Regions from separate parts of the Homo sapiens genome. Here region 2 is linked to region 1. A link is a contact called in ENCODE Hi-C or POLR2A ChIA-PET data. All regions are on one chromosome and are shown on one strand. The core of a region is the stretch at or near the end of the contact, and the rest is flanking DNA. Distances in the headings are between cores, read along the strand shown.

Region 1 (6,774 bases), core at 3,320-5,819:
GGCACTTTATTTTGAAGAAGGGATCCTGCACATACCATATTCCTAAGGAAAACTATAAATATTTCATCTCCTAAATATTCTTTGATGTAATTTGTTTATTCTTTTTCTTTAAGAAACTTAATACAAATTAAATGTTAGTTTAAAGTGAGCTCTTATGGAAGAAATTTAAAAATTATACAAGTTAAATAGGAGTGGTGAGAGAGAGAGAAAAAAAAATTTTACAAGTAGTACTTGTTTTTGGAAAAAAAGCTTACAGAATTGTAAAGTGAAAGTACTGGCCAGGCACGGTGGCTCACACCTGTAATTCCAGCACTTTGGGAGGCCGAGGTGGGCAGATCACCCACGGTCAGGAGTTTGAGACCAGCCTGACTAACATGGCAAAACCCCATCTCTACTAAAAATACAAAAATTAGCTGGGTGTGGTGGCACATGCCTGTAATCCCAGCTACTCGGGAGGCTGAGGCACAAGAATTGCTTGACCCCAATAGGCGGAGGTTGCAGTGAGCTGAGATTGTGCCACTGTACTCCAGCCTGGGCAACAGAGCCAGACTCTGTCTCAGAAAAAAAGAAAAAAAAAAAAAGCCTGGGTGTGGTGGCTCATGCCTGTAATCCCAGCACTTTGGGAGGCTGAGGTGGGTGGATCACTAGGTCAGGAGATCAAGACCATCCTGACCAACATGGTGAAACCCTGTCTCTACTAAAAGTACAGAAAATTAGCCGGGTGTGGTGGCATGAGCCTGTGATCCCAGCTACTCAGGAGGCTGAGGCAGAAGAATCACTTGAACCCAGGAGGTGGAGGTTGCAGTGGGCTGAGATTGCGCCGCTGCACTCCAGCCTAGGTGACAGAGCCTAGGTCCAACCTAAAAAAAAAAAAAAAAAAAAAAAAAAAAAAAGGAAAGAAAGCACTAAGCTTCAACCTTTCTCCCTCATCCCTTTCCCCTCAAATCTGTGCTATACAACCTACAGGCCTTCTTGTAAGAATATGCTGCTATAACCATTTATAAAAAGGAATTAATGTTTGCTCTGTAACTTAATACCAGTGTATCATAGATCTACTTCTATTTTCTTATTATTGAAAACATTCCAAATATACAGAAAAGTTGAAAGAAAGATGAATGATGAACACCCATACCCACAACTTGGATTCAAGACTTAACATTTTATTTTTTATATATATTTTTATATATATATATATATACACACACACACACACACACACATACACATATATATACATATATGTGTATGTGTGTATTTGTATGTGTTGGGGTGTGTGTGTAAATATATATTTTATGAACCATTTTAAATTATTGACGTCATTGACACTTCACCCTTGAGTATTTCAGCATCTCCAAAAAATAACGACATCTTTTACTTAACAATAAACCATTATTGCACTAAAAATTTAATGAGTTTGCTAATGTCCTCTAATGCCTAGTCCATCTTTCAATATCACCTGTTGTCTCAAAGTATTATACCAGCTCCACTTTTCATGGTTCATTTGAAATTTGGTCCCTCGACCCAGAAGTGATTGTACTTCCCTTACAGAGGTGTCTTTGCTCAACCATACTCCCCACCTGCTCTTCCTCACAGTCGCCAGAGTCTGCCTTTTCTGACCTTCCCAGTGGTGGGGGGAAGCCCGCTCTGGTCACCTGGGAATTGGATGTACTAACTAGGCCTGTATGTGATTTGACTCAGAGTGTGGAAGACAGTCTGACAGGTGAACCTAATTTGATTAATCCCCCTGTTTAGAAGTGCTTTGTTTTCTTGTTACTCCCCCACCTCCACAGGCTCCCACCTGCTTCCTTCCTCATGACTACATAGAGATCTGCTTCCTTTTTTTTTTTTTTTGAGACGGAGTCTCACTTTGTTGCCCAGGCTGGAGTGCAGTGGCGAGATCTTGGCTCACTGTAACCTCCGGCTCCCAGGTTCAAGCGATTTTCCTGCCTCAGCCTCTCGAGTAGCTGGGACTACAGGCACACGCCACCACGCCTGACTAATTTTTGTATTTTTAGTAGAGACGAGGTTTCACCACATTGGTCAGGATGGTCTTGAACTCCTGACCTCATGATCCGCCTGCCTCGGCATCCCAAAGTGCTGGGGTTACAGGCGTGAGCCACTGTGCCCAGACGATCTGCCTCCTTTTTAATGGCTGCATTCTATAATGTGATTATGCTTTTCCTATGTTCCATAAAGATTATTGATCACAATTTGGGAAAAGCAACTTGGGTTGAGCATATATATATGAAGCTGGAATGTATGTATGTCCATATTCATGTGTATTCTCAGTTACTGTGTTAAATCTCACCTGTCACTGATTTAGATTTCTTAGGGTATTCTTGATGAAAACTGAGGTGGGAAAAAATTGGTGCCCTCTAGCTACTTATAGCTAATGAGAATAAGCAGTTTATAGTTGCCATGTAAATTATTGTAAGACAAATATCCACATGTGTGAAATGTGTCTTCTTTTCCACTTGGGTTTTAGGTTCAACAGAATCCCTCAATCCTAGACCACAGACCACAATTTCTCCAGCAGATCTTCATGGAATGTGGTATCCTACGGTTCGAAGAACTCTTGTCTGTCTCTCCAAATTATACAGATGCATAGATGTACGTGTATCTTTACTGTGAATTGCTCGTTCTTTCACTTGAAATATTTTTAAATTTACATTTTAAGATCTTGATAAAGTATTTTGTTGGATATTCTTAAAATCATGATTTTTAGATATGGAAGTAACTTGAGGTCAAGCTAATTTAGGAATTTCTAACCTGAACTTTCTATAGAAACTTATAATTCAGTAATGGGCTTTGGGGAGTCTATGGACACCTCAAAATTGTGGGCAAATTTTGCATGACTGTTTTATGTGTGCATTCCTGAAGAGAAGACCCTGACTGCATTTAGAGCAATGATTAAATACAGCAGTCATGTAATGAATTGTCTAGATGCCACTATTTCTTAAGGATATGGTTCAAAAGGAGTATGCATTTACCCTTACACCGCAGAGATATTTTATATTGTAGGACTGCACAGTTGTTTCATTGGGTCAGTAGAATGTACACTACTCTATATTTAATTTAAAATGCATAATTGCTGGGCTTTGTGCTTATAGATTTTGAAATGCTACCAAAAGTGCCTTTTGCCCAGTTCTGGGACTCTTAAGGACAGGCCCAGATCACCTCTACAGACTTAGATGTCTCAGCCTTTTTGCCCAGCTGATGAGATCTCTTCCAGAGAGAGGTTTGGATATTTGGCATCTCTTCCTCCCCAGGGTGTCCATTAGGTTTATTGAATAATGATATTAGGCTGAGATTCAGCAACTTCCTGCAGTGGAGTCAGGATCCCAAGGAAAATACGCAGGAGGCATATTCCACATAGAACCCATTGTCATCACAGACTCTAGGAAATAAAACCTCTTAGGGTGCTTAACAGGGATTTTAGCTTAATAGTAGGTAGGCCTGAGGAGGTCACTATGCCAGTTTTGTCTTATGCCTTAGGCTGGCTTATTCTTTTTTCACCTAGCTTATATTCAAATCTTAACACTTTTAGTCTTACCGATCAAAGGTGGGGAAAGACAATCCAGTGTAAAATACGTTAAGGCTGAGCAAGGGAAGGCGAGGGTCTTGGTCTAAGCTGCTCATCTTAAGCTTTCTTAGGCAGGGTTAGTGACCCAGCAGGTGGCAGCTCTAATCTCTCCTTCCTATAGTAATAGCCTTGTGGGAAACCACAGAACAGGGAGAAGCAATGTAAAAAGAGAATAACATCAAGTTGGAGACCAGGGCCCAGGACAGTGGCCTAATAATGAATAGGCTCATATTTATGTAGAATGGAGGCTGGGAGTGAAGCAAGGGGACTGACAGGAGTCCTGGTCCAACCACCATGCCACACCTCTGGGAAGATAGTAATGGCAGAATTAAATTAAGAATCATACTGCCTATACCATTTGGTAACCTGTTTTTTTTTTTTTTAAACTCCATTATGAATTTCACCGCCTCCTTCAGCATTCTTTGATTTCATAAACAGTATTCTATAATTTAGATTTAGTCCTATTTTATTTGTCAGTCCCCTGTCTTTGAACATTTATGTTATTTCCAGTTTATGGCTGTTCTAAATAATACTGTAATGAAGAGCCATGTACATGATTTCCTAAAATACAATTCTGTTGTATTTTTAGAAGTGGATTTACTGAGGGTTTGTTTTAAAGTTGGTTTTAGAGATTTAAAAAAGAGCCCCACATGAGATCTTGTTGGAGCGAAGGCTCCGTGAGGTCAGAACCATGCCTGCCTATATTTCTAGCATCTAGCACAGTGCCTAGTATGCTAATCAATATTTATTGAATGGTCACATGAATGTTTCCAGGGATGACTGCATATTACATATCTATGTGTTGGTTTAGAAAGGTTGCATGGGAATAGGAAACCAGGAAGAATAATACAAGTAGTAAATTAATCCAACCATGAGGGCAAGCAGGCATTGTTATTTGCACTTACAGCCTAGGATATTCCTTTTTTTTTGTTTTGTCAAATGCCACAGGCTGATTATTCTCTTTTATTCCACCAGAGGGCAGTGTTCCAAGGATTATCACAGGAAGCATTGTCTGCCTGCATTCAGTCCTTACTTGGAGCGTCAGAGTCTATCAGCAAAAACAAGGTTTGATGAAGTGTTAGGTGAAATCCTGTTTCCTGGTAAAATATTGTGGAATATAGCATTTACTTATAGGCACAGAAGTTTAAAGCTGTTTTGGCAGTAGGATTTGTTTAACATGATTGAATTTTGAGGCTCTTTGAGAGAAACTGTTATTTCATTATAGTGCTAAATAAAGACTGTACTATATAAGAGAGTCCAACTTTGCTAAAGTACCAAAAGTGGTACTTAGGTTACACATTCTATAGAGTAAAGGTTTCTTGTTGTAGTCCTAGCCACTGGGGAAATGATACTATTTCCCTGGAATACCAAGAAAGCATTTTCAAGGAAACATCACAATTTATAATCATCTCTCTCTACGATAATGTTTTAAATAGTTGAATGTTCTTACATGGAGGAAATGAGTCAGTCAATTTTGAGGACAGGTAATTGTGGCTCTGGGTTGTGTGACTAGAAGGAGTCACCATGACTGTATGGCTTACAATTTTGTTTGTTTGTTTTGAGACAGGGTCTTGCTTTGTCTCCCTGGCTGAAGTGCAGTGGTGTGATCATAGCTCACTGCAGCCTCTATCTCCTGAGCTCAATCCATCCTCCTACCTCAGCCTCCCAAGAATCTGGGACTACAGGCATGTACCTTCATGCCCCTGCCAAGTTTTGTATTTTTTGTGGAGACAGGATTTTGTCATGTTGCTCAGGCTGGTCTCAAACTCCTGGGCTCAAGTGATTTGCCCACCTTGGCCTCCCAGAGTGCTGGAATTACAGGTGTGAGCCACTGTGCCTGGCCTTTTTTTTTTTCTGAGAGAGGGTCTTACTCTGTCACCTAAGCTGGAGTGCAGTGGTATGATCTCTGTTCACTGCAGCCTCAACCTCCTGAGGTGAAGCAATTCTCCTGCTTCAGCTTCCTGAGCAACAGGACTACAGGTACCTGGCTAAATTTTTTATTTTTTGTAGAGACAGGATCTCACCATGTTGCACAGGCTGGTCTCAAATTCCTGGGCTCAAATGATCCTCTTGACTCAGCCTTCCAAAGTGCTGGGATTACAGGTGTTAGCCACCGCACTTAGCGGTTTACAGTTTTTAATCCAGAAGGGATCTGGGGCTGAAGGCTGCTGGCATGTGCTTCTCCCACAGACCCTGAGATTTTTTTTTTTTCCCAGGAAGTAGAGCATGTTCAAAAGTGTTGCTTTGCTTAACTCTCCTCTTAAAATACCTGTCACCTATAGGGAAGGAGCTGTGGGAGCTGTTTCTAGCCAAAATTTTCTTCCCACTTGGAGTGTTCAGATCCTGTGAACTTTTTTTGATATATGGATTTATAAACGTGACTTTTAAGGCTTTTATATATATATATATAATATATACATATAAATTATATATATATAATATATACATATAAATTATACATATAATATATACATATAAATTATATATAATATATACATATAAATTATACATATAATATATACATATAAATTATACATATAATATATACATATAAATTATATATAATATATACATATAAATTATACATATAATATATACATATAAATTATACATATAATATATACATATAAATTATATATATAATATATACATATAAATTATATATATAATATATACATATAAATTATATATATAATATATACATATAAATTATATATATAATATATACATATAAATTATATATATAATATATACATATAAATTATATATATAAAAGTGATATATACATTTTATATATATGTATCTCTCCACAGAATAATTTGGGATCTTGTTGCTAGGAAAGCTTTATCTTTGTGACCACTATATTTTTCTCATTCATGAAATGGAGAGGTGAAATGAAATTTTCACATGGGGACTAGAAATAAAGTTATAGACAGGCAGATTTAAGTTTTAACAAGTATTTCCAAGTCTGTGCCCGCACATTTTTGATAATAGGTGAAATTAGAAAACACATGTCTAATGTTAAGGAAATGGTTACATAAATTGTGGCATGTTTTATATAACAATATTACACAGTCATTAAATTTTTAAAAATGAAACAATAAAATTTAACTTAAACATATTAAGACAACAGGTATTTAAGATGCAAATCAGATAATATGGTATGACTATGTAATAAAATGCATTGAAGA
Region 2 (7,106 bases), core at 1,179-3,678, 640 kb after region 1:
CTCACTGAAATCATTAGTGTTTATCTCAGGCAGACACTTAATAACAGCACATTATTGCCTATATGCACCTGCACCAAAATCAGAAAGTCACAAGTAAAAGGAATCTCAGAGGTTAAGTAACAAGGATCTCTCATCTCCTTTATCAAACTATTTCAGATGAGTGGTTGGTTGCTCTGTTTCAAAAGAGATGCAGTAGATTCTGAAAACTGATCATTTGAGTTTATCTTAATTATTTCCAACCATTAAGATTCCTTTTTATTATTTGTGTGCACAGATGACATGAGATTGTCTATCAAAAATTTTATTTATTAATTTATATTCCCATAACCAGTTCACAAAAGATATTTACACTTGCCAGTAAGAACATATGATTAGCATAACCACTGTCTCCACATTGAGTTGGTATACTTGCAACCCAAATAAAATAAATTTTATCAGTTAACCTATGTATTATTATTGATAAATATATAATATCAATTTTATTTTTGCAGACTTCAGATTTTGAACCACTCAATGTGCTCAAATAATTCTAGAGAATCTCTAGCCATTTGTAAGTGACTCTTAACCCTAAAATTTTGCTGAAATATGGCCCACTGTCCTTAAAGTACATGAAACCACCAATTTTCAGAAAACAAAACTTTAAATTAGGATGATTTCTTAATATGACCCTTTACTAGATAACGCTACACATTATGCATTTCATGAGCTTTACTTGTCATTTACTTTTACTCTACTTCTCATTAGGAATCAGTTGACTTCAACATGAACTCATTGGATTTAACTCCAGTGATATTAAATGAGGCACAGAAACGGGCAAAGAGACTTCTCAAGATCAGTATTAAAGTGGCGGCAAAACAGAAGTTTTATTATAACATTCAGACCCATGTGGGGTTATAGAGTCTACTAAATGATGAACATATATAGAATTGCCTAGCATGCTGGATGGTGTTTAATTACTATTGGTTTCTTTCTTTAATGTTGTATTTCCAGATTCAGTTTTCATCAATTATTATCCCAAACTGCTCACAGTTTTACCGTTTTAACAGGGCTTTAGGCAGAAATGCCCAGTCATGGAACTCCAGAATCAGGGCCACACAAGGTAATGGAACTGCCAACATGAAAATAGCATCATATTCTCCAAACACAACTGGGACCTGGCCTTACCCGCAGTCCTGACATGTCAATAACAACAGCAGGAACACCTTCTTCATCTCCTTTTGGAGCCACCTGCTCAAGCAGGTGGTAATAAGCTTTTGAGTCCTGTGAGAAATTAAGAAATTCCAATTTCAAAATAGCACAGCTAATTACATACTTAGCATAACAATGATTTCCCAAAAGCAAACATTTTATTTCATATTCAGCTATCATTCCAGAATGTAACTTAACAAAGCTAGAAACATTCACTAATTTGAATGTTCTATTTGTCTCTTTACATATCACATTTGCTTTTCTTTTTAAAAGGAGCGTAACAATAAAATAGACAAGATATACACAAAAGGCACCCTAAAGAAGTGGATATTATTCTGTTGTCTTTAGGGGAGAAAAACAACTTATTTACATGAATTAAATTGTATACAGGAAAATATATATATACCTTTATATTGCTGTAGAAGTCAGTCAGCTAAGGTTTAATTAAAAAAAAGTGACAGAAAAAGGAAGCACAAGTTTAAAGCGAGTTTAAAATACATTTAAATGGACAATCAGCAAGAGAAAAAGATGTCAAAGACAGAAGATTGAAGCATTAACAAGCAATCTTTACGTAAAAGGAGAAATATTAAGAAAAGTGCATTTCATATTTATCTAGAAGCTAGAAAAATGGTTCAATTTAGTTATAGCAGATTAGATACAGGTATTGAATTCTCAAGTTTTCTTAGATTCTGAAAATATGCTTATTGACAAAAAGAATTCTCAGAATTATAGTCTTAAAATATAAATTTATTCTTAGTCAATGAAAGCATACAGATTTTCAGGTAGTTTATTTAAATCATTTAATAGCATCTCAATTTCTCATAAAGATCGAAAAATCAGCTATTATTTTGTTTCTACAACTGGTTAGGGTAGGTAAGGCCTGGGCAGAGGAGAGGTATGCTCACCACTTTTGGCATTAGAAAGAGGAGAACCAGAGAGTGTGAATCATTGATGTTGCACCTGGGGAAAATGATCTTCATCTCCCTTCTATCTACCCTCCCTTCTCTGACTTTTCACTGTAGCTATTTTGAAGTCAGTGAAAGTCACATGCAGGTGTCAGGCACCAATACCATCTGCCTGCCCTGGGTTACATCTTTTTAGTTTGGCTAAGAGTAACCTCATTTCACCTGACTCTCATGAACCTTCTCACTCACTCTAGCCTGGGTGTTCTCCTCGCCTTTGCCAATTTACACGATTTAAAGACATCTCCCAAGGTTGCTGGCTGGCTACTCAGACATACACATGACAGCACGGAGTCAGTTGCCATGCAGCGGCTGCCAGAGAACAGGCACAACACTGTATAAGTAAGTGCTCATCTGGCCAGCTCCTATCTCATACAGACACTTCCCAAAGCACAAAATGGTGGTTCTAGAGAACACAGCCATTTAATGACAGGAAATTAGGTAAATTTACAGCTGAGATCTGACAGCCTAATTTTGTCTGAAAAGTTTTGCAATTGCAGAGCTTAACTGTTGAGCACAAAGGGAGAGCATGACAGCCAGCTCCTGTTAAAACCCAGGTCGGTTGGTGGTGCTAGAAGAATGTTAATAGCCCATGAAAGATGCATAGTTAGAAAGATGGATTTAGCTTAGATCCTAAAAAATGGGGGCTTTCCATCTAGAAGCTTGACTCTGACTGGCACAGTGCCTGACACACGCTGAGTTCTAAATGCCACTGAATGCACGTCATATAGCAGTGGGAAACTGTTACTCAAAGAATTACAAGCCTAGGTGTACTCCTGTTGAGTCATGTGAACTTTCCTCTGACTCTTTCTCTTTGGGGAAAAGTTATTTAATGTTTGAGAAAGTGGAGACTGAAGTATTTTCCTGGTGTTGCATCCCAGCATCTCCTACTCTTTCCTTCTAGGGACCGCTTTCCATTCCTTTCTGCTCCTTAACCACTTTCTATCTTCATCCATCTGTCATCATTGCCAATAGCTGTTTTCTTTCACCTTGACAGGGAACTTTTCATATACTTGAAAACCACAGTGTATTCCTGCCTCAGCCTTTCCCCTATGGACCTCTTTGTCTCTTTATCTGTAAAATGAGAGGATAATAACCCTTACCTCATGGGGTTGTTGTAAGGATTCAATAAGAGAATACACATATAAATCAGTTAGAACAGTGCCTGGCATGTTGCAGACACCATGTTTGCTGTTATTAGTATAACTAGAAGAGTCATCTTCATTTAATTTTTTACAGGGAATTCCCATCTGCTGCTCCCATTTATGAAACCAGAGACATTACAGACCTACATATATTCCCTTTACTTGGACAGCAGACTGTTCTCTTGCTCTTCCTCTAGCTCACCTTTGTCCCTCTACTTCCTGATATGGAAACTCCAATCGAGACACTGCACTAGGACTCTGGGCAGGTCTGTGTATGGCCCAGGACTAGAGCAGCAGATGGGCTCTCAAGGACAGTGAGCACCTCCAAAACAGCACCAGACTACCCTGGAACTTCTGAAGAGAGGAAGCCCCAAATCTTTATCTTTTCTTTATTATTGCCCAAATTCCCCTTCACTCCTGCAGAGAGTCATGTTCAAACAACGCTCCTCCTACCTTGATGTCAGTACTGAAGTTGCCAATTTTGTTGCAGCCTGCATTTTCCAGGTGGTAATTAGCCCACCTCAGCAAGAGCTCTTCAGGGGAGAGTTTCATCAAATCCTCCAGGCTCTCACCTTCTCTCAAAAGAGCAATCAGAGCTGAAGAAGCACAAAAACCACAGAAAAATAAATGCAGCGATGTTGGGGGAGGGGGGTTGGTTATAACTTTCATTAAGCTCTGCTAAAAAGCTAAAGATAACAACGTTACCTCTTTGGGGTAAAGGTTCTTGTAGCCTTTCCCATGGATTAAATATTTTATTATTATTCCCTAAAAAGAGGCGTAAGCCATTGTGAGCTTATTTATTATCTCCATTTTCCAGATGGAGAAAACAAAGCACAGTGAATCTCAACGCTATGTTTAAGAACATTTGGGCAGAGCCATAAAAATAACCAAGGCTACTGGCTCGGATGTTTTGCTGGGTCTGTCAAACCACATTTCACAATATGACAACATTTTTGCTTTTAAGAGATCAATTTTGTAATAATAACAATGTTCTCTTGTCTATTCCCATAGGTGTTTTATATTTCAAGTGCTTACCTGCCTAATTATAGCAACTCAACAATGTAATCAACTCTCCTCTACGTTTTCCCAGATGAGTAAGTATTTTTTTGCTCAGCTAGAAGGTTTAAATTTAGCTGAGGTCATTATTTGAAGATCAATATTCTTTCTCACAGGTTCTAAGATCCCTATTTCCTCTCCCCCGCCTTCTTTATATTATGTTTAATACATTGGTTTTTAAATAATATTTCAGGATTTTTCATTGGTTATTGTGATTTGGACATATAAATAAAAAAGTATGTATAACTAAAGATTAGAACTTGACTACAGATTTCATATTGGTAGGATTTGTACCTGATAACTAAAAGATAACATCGTGTTTTGCATGATACTTATCAAGGTGGGCTACCTCTGTCTAAGCCAGGGGGCTGTCACTGTTTACATACAGATAAGATGGTGAGAGAAGACGCAATAAGATTGACAGCTACATATTTAGTTGAGAACTCTGAAACCCTAAATGGAATTTTCTACGGTCTTTAAAAATGTTTATTCTAGCCTGCATAGATTTAAGGTGTGTAACGTGATGTTTTGGTATACTTATCTTGGTAGACACATACACAGTAAGGTGGTTACTGTTGGTCAAGCAAATTAACATACTCACATCTCATATCGTTACCTTTCTTTTTCTTTCTTTCTTTCTTCATTTCTCTCTCTATCTCTTTCTTTCTTTCTTTTTTGTAGGAAGAGTGCCTGAAATCTACTTTCTTGGCAAATTACCAGTATACAGCACAATATTATTAACTATAGCCCTCGTGCTGTTTAGATCTCCACTTATTCATCCCATATAATTGCAACCTTGAACCCTTTGACCTATACCTTCCTCTATAGTTTTGATAAGAAATAGACCAAGTTCCTCCTAATCTGGTACCTTCACTATAGTATATGAATGTGAGTTGCTTACTTCGCAAAGTGCAAGTTAAAAGTCCTCTTATTTGTTACAAATATCTAAAGGCAAAGTGAGCTCTGAAAAAACCTCTTGAGGTTAGAGTGCCAAACATTCAAGACTGAGCCCTATGCTCCAAACAAACATTATTGTTAGTCTATGGTCTTAAAAAGCTTTTGCTCTATCATTAAAAAACGTCTGGTCTGTGTGTATAGAATCTGTGACATGAATACCATGGAATCAATATAACTGTGTAGTTTTCAAAACTTGAGAATTTCTGACATCTTCCTCCTACAGTCCCCAACGCGTAAGTTATTAGAAAGCTGTGTCATAAATGACCTTTGGGACTTGCTCTTACCTTCATTTCTGCTGAGTTCAATGTCAGCAAACAACCCAATCTTGATGACTTGCCACAGAAGTCCCAGGACCAGATAAGGCTTCCCCTCCTTCAGGTCCTCAGCCCCTATGTTGACCACATGGCACCCGATGGCTGAGGCAGAGTTCAGAGCCAAGTTCAGATTTTCCTGAGGGAGAAAATGTATGCAAGTTTTTGTTCTATGACTTTGTAGATGCCAAATAATACCGATGGCAACAGTAACAATGTTTTCCTTCTGCGAAGGTCACAGGTTTAGAGTCATGGTCTTCACTCATTTTAACATTGAGAAAAAAACAGTGACTCATAACCAGAAGAGAAAATCCAGTAACCCAGACACCGACCACTCATGCAGTGGTCCATTCAATCAAACCAGCACCATAAGTTGAAGGCCCATTCTGGTTGGCATGAGACTGATGAGGCCTATATTTTTCCATCTTGCTCTGTGATGAAGCTGACACACAAAACATCTCTATTGGCCAAAAATAAAGGGACACCTTTGAGAAAGTCATTGTCCTGTCACTGGCCATCATGAATAAGACAATTGTTGATGTAAATCAAGATCATAAAAGAGAGTAGCAGAAGAGCTTTTTGACTTGAAGATTGGGTGTTAAGAAAATGAAAAGGCTGGCACGGTGGCTCATGCCCATAATCCCGGCACTTTGAGAGGTCAAGGCGGGTGGATCACCTAAGGTCAGGAGTTTGAGACCAGCCTGACCAACATGGTGAAACCCCATCTCTACTAAAAATACAAAAATTAGCTGGGCATGGTGGCAGGTGCCTGTAATCCCAGCCACTCGGGAGGCTGAGGCAGGAGAATCTCTTGAACCCAGGAGGCAGAGGTTGCGGTGAGCTGAGATCATGCCATCACACTCCAGCCTGGGCGACAAGAGTGAAACTCCATCTCAAAAAAAAAAAAAAAGAAAACGAAAATGAAAAATAGATACGATTAAAATTCCTGGAAAAGATGGAATGGTTTTTGCTAGGTTGATTTGTTGAGTATCTGTAATAACTAGGGAACCTGAGTATACACACACATACTCATAGATTCTATGTTCTTATGAGTAACAACAATGCAGGTAATGTAACTCACATATAGTCGAGATAGAGTCAAGGGAGTTTTCAGTCCAGACTCTGTATGTACTATTCTTGAGTTTAAAAAGGAAGAGATATCAATGTCAGAGATGTATAGAAATTGTTTTAATTGGCAAATTAAAAACAAAGCAAAGGCCGCCAGTGAATTAGGAAAAGAACTATCAGAAGAAAAGTGGGTCCTTGTTCTAGTGCTTAAATGATGAGTGAAAAATACTGTTTCTATATATGGTCAAGATTATGAGTAAATTTAACATTAAGTGCATTCATATGTGTTTAATCATTGTTCTCAATTTGGTTACCATTTCCATTTTTAAAGTACACAAGGTTGCTTAAATCCACACAGGAGATAATGTATCGTTCATGATTTAAGAAGTTAGATATGGTTTCTTAGCAAAAGAATTATG

Evidence for each region. Hi-C counts contacts between places; a loop is a spot of excess contacts on that map. ChIA-PET counts read pairs that join two places held with the same protein, here RNA polymerase II (POLR2A). Pooled maps may share reads with other maps.
Region 2: a map of psoas muscle shows a loop between it and region 1 (4-fold over the local background). The contact joins two enhancer-like sites. A Hi-C loop is called at or near these places in 1 of 168 maps with a recorded cell type or tissue (psoas muscle), 2 of 37 single-sample maps with no recorded cell type and 7 of 50 pooled maps. POLR2A ChIA-PET finds 5 or more read pairs at or near these places in 1 of 52 experiments (A549).

Annotation. Positions count from the first base shown.
Region 1 is chr13:45,507,207-45,513,980 of GRCh38, forward strand. COG3 (component of oligomeric golgi complex 3) reads left to right here. Exons shown (of 23, transcript NM_031431.4): 15 at 2,486-2,610; 16 at 4,559-4,648. Among named protein-coding and RNA genes, the nearest start is that of COG3, 46 kb to the left of the region's middle. Within about 2 kb of position 4,570, at least 4 of the 41 ENCODE cell types and tissues checked have a DNase peak (open chromatin) inside an H3K27ac peak, as active enhancers do.
Region 2 is chr13:46,147,188-46,154,293 of GRCh38, forward strand. LCP1 (lymphocyte cytosolic protein 1) reads right to left here. Exons shown (of 16, transcript NM_002298.5): 7 at 5,593-5,758; 8 at 3,749-3,891; 9 at 1,165-1,260. Among named protein-coding and RNA genes, the nearest start is that of LCP1, 31 kb to the right of the region's middle. RefSeq lists an enhancer at 2,809-4,008. Within about 2 kb of position 2,429, at least 2 of the 41 ENCODE cell types and tissues checked have a DNase peak (open chromatin) inside an H3K27ac peak, as active enhancers do.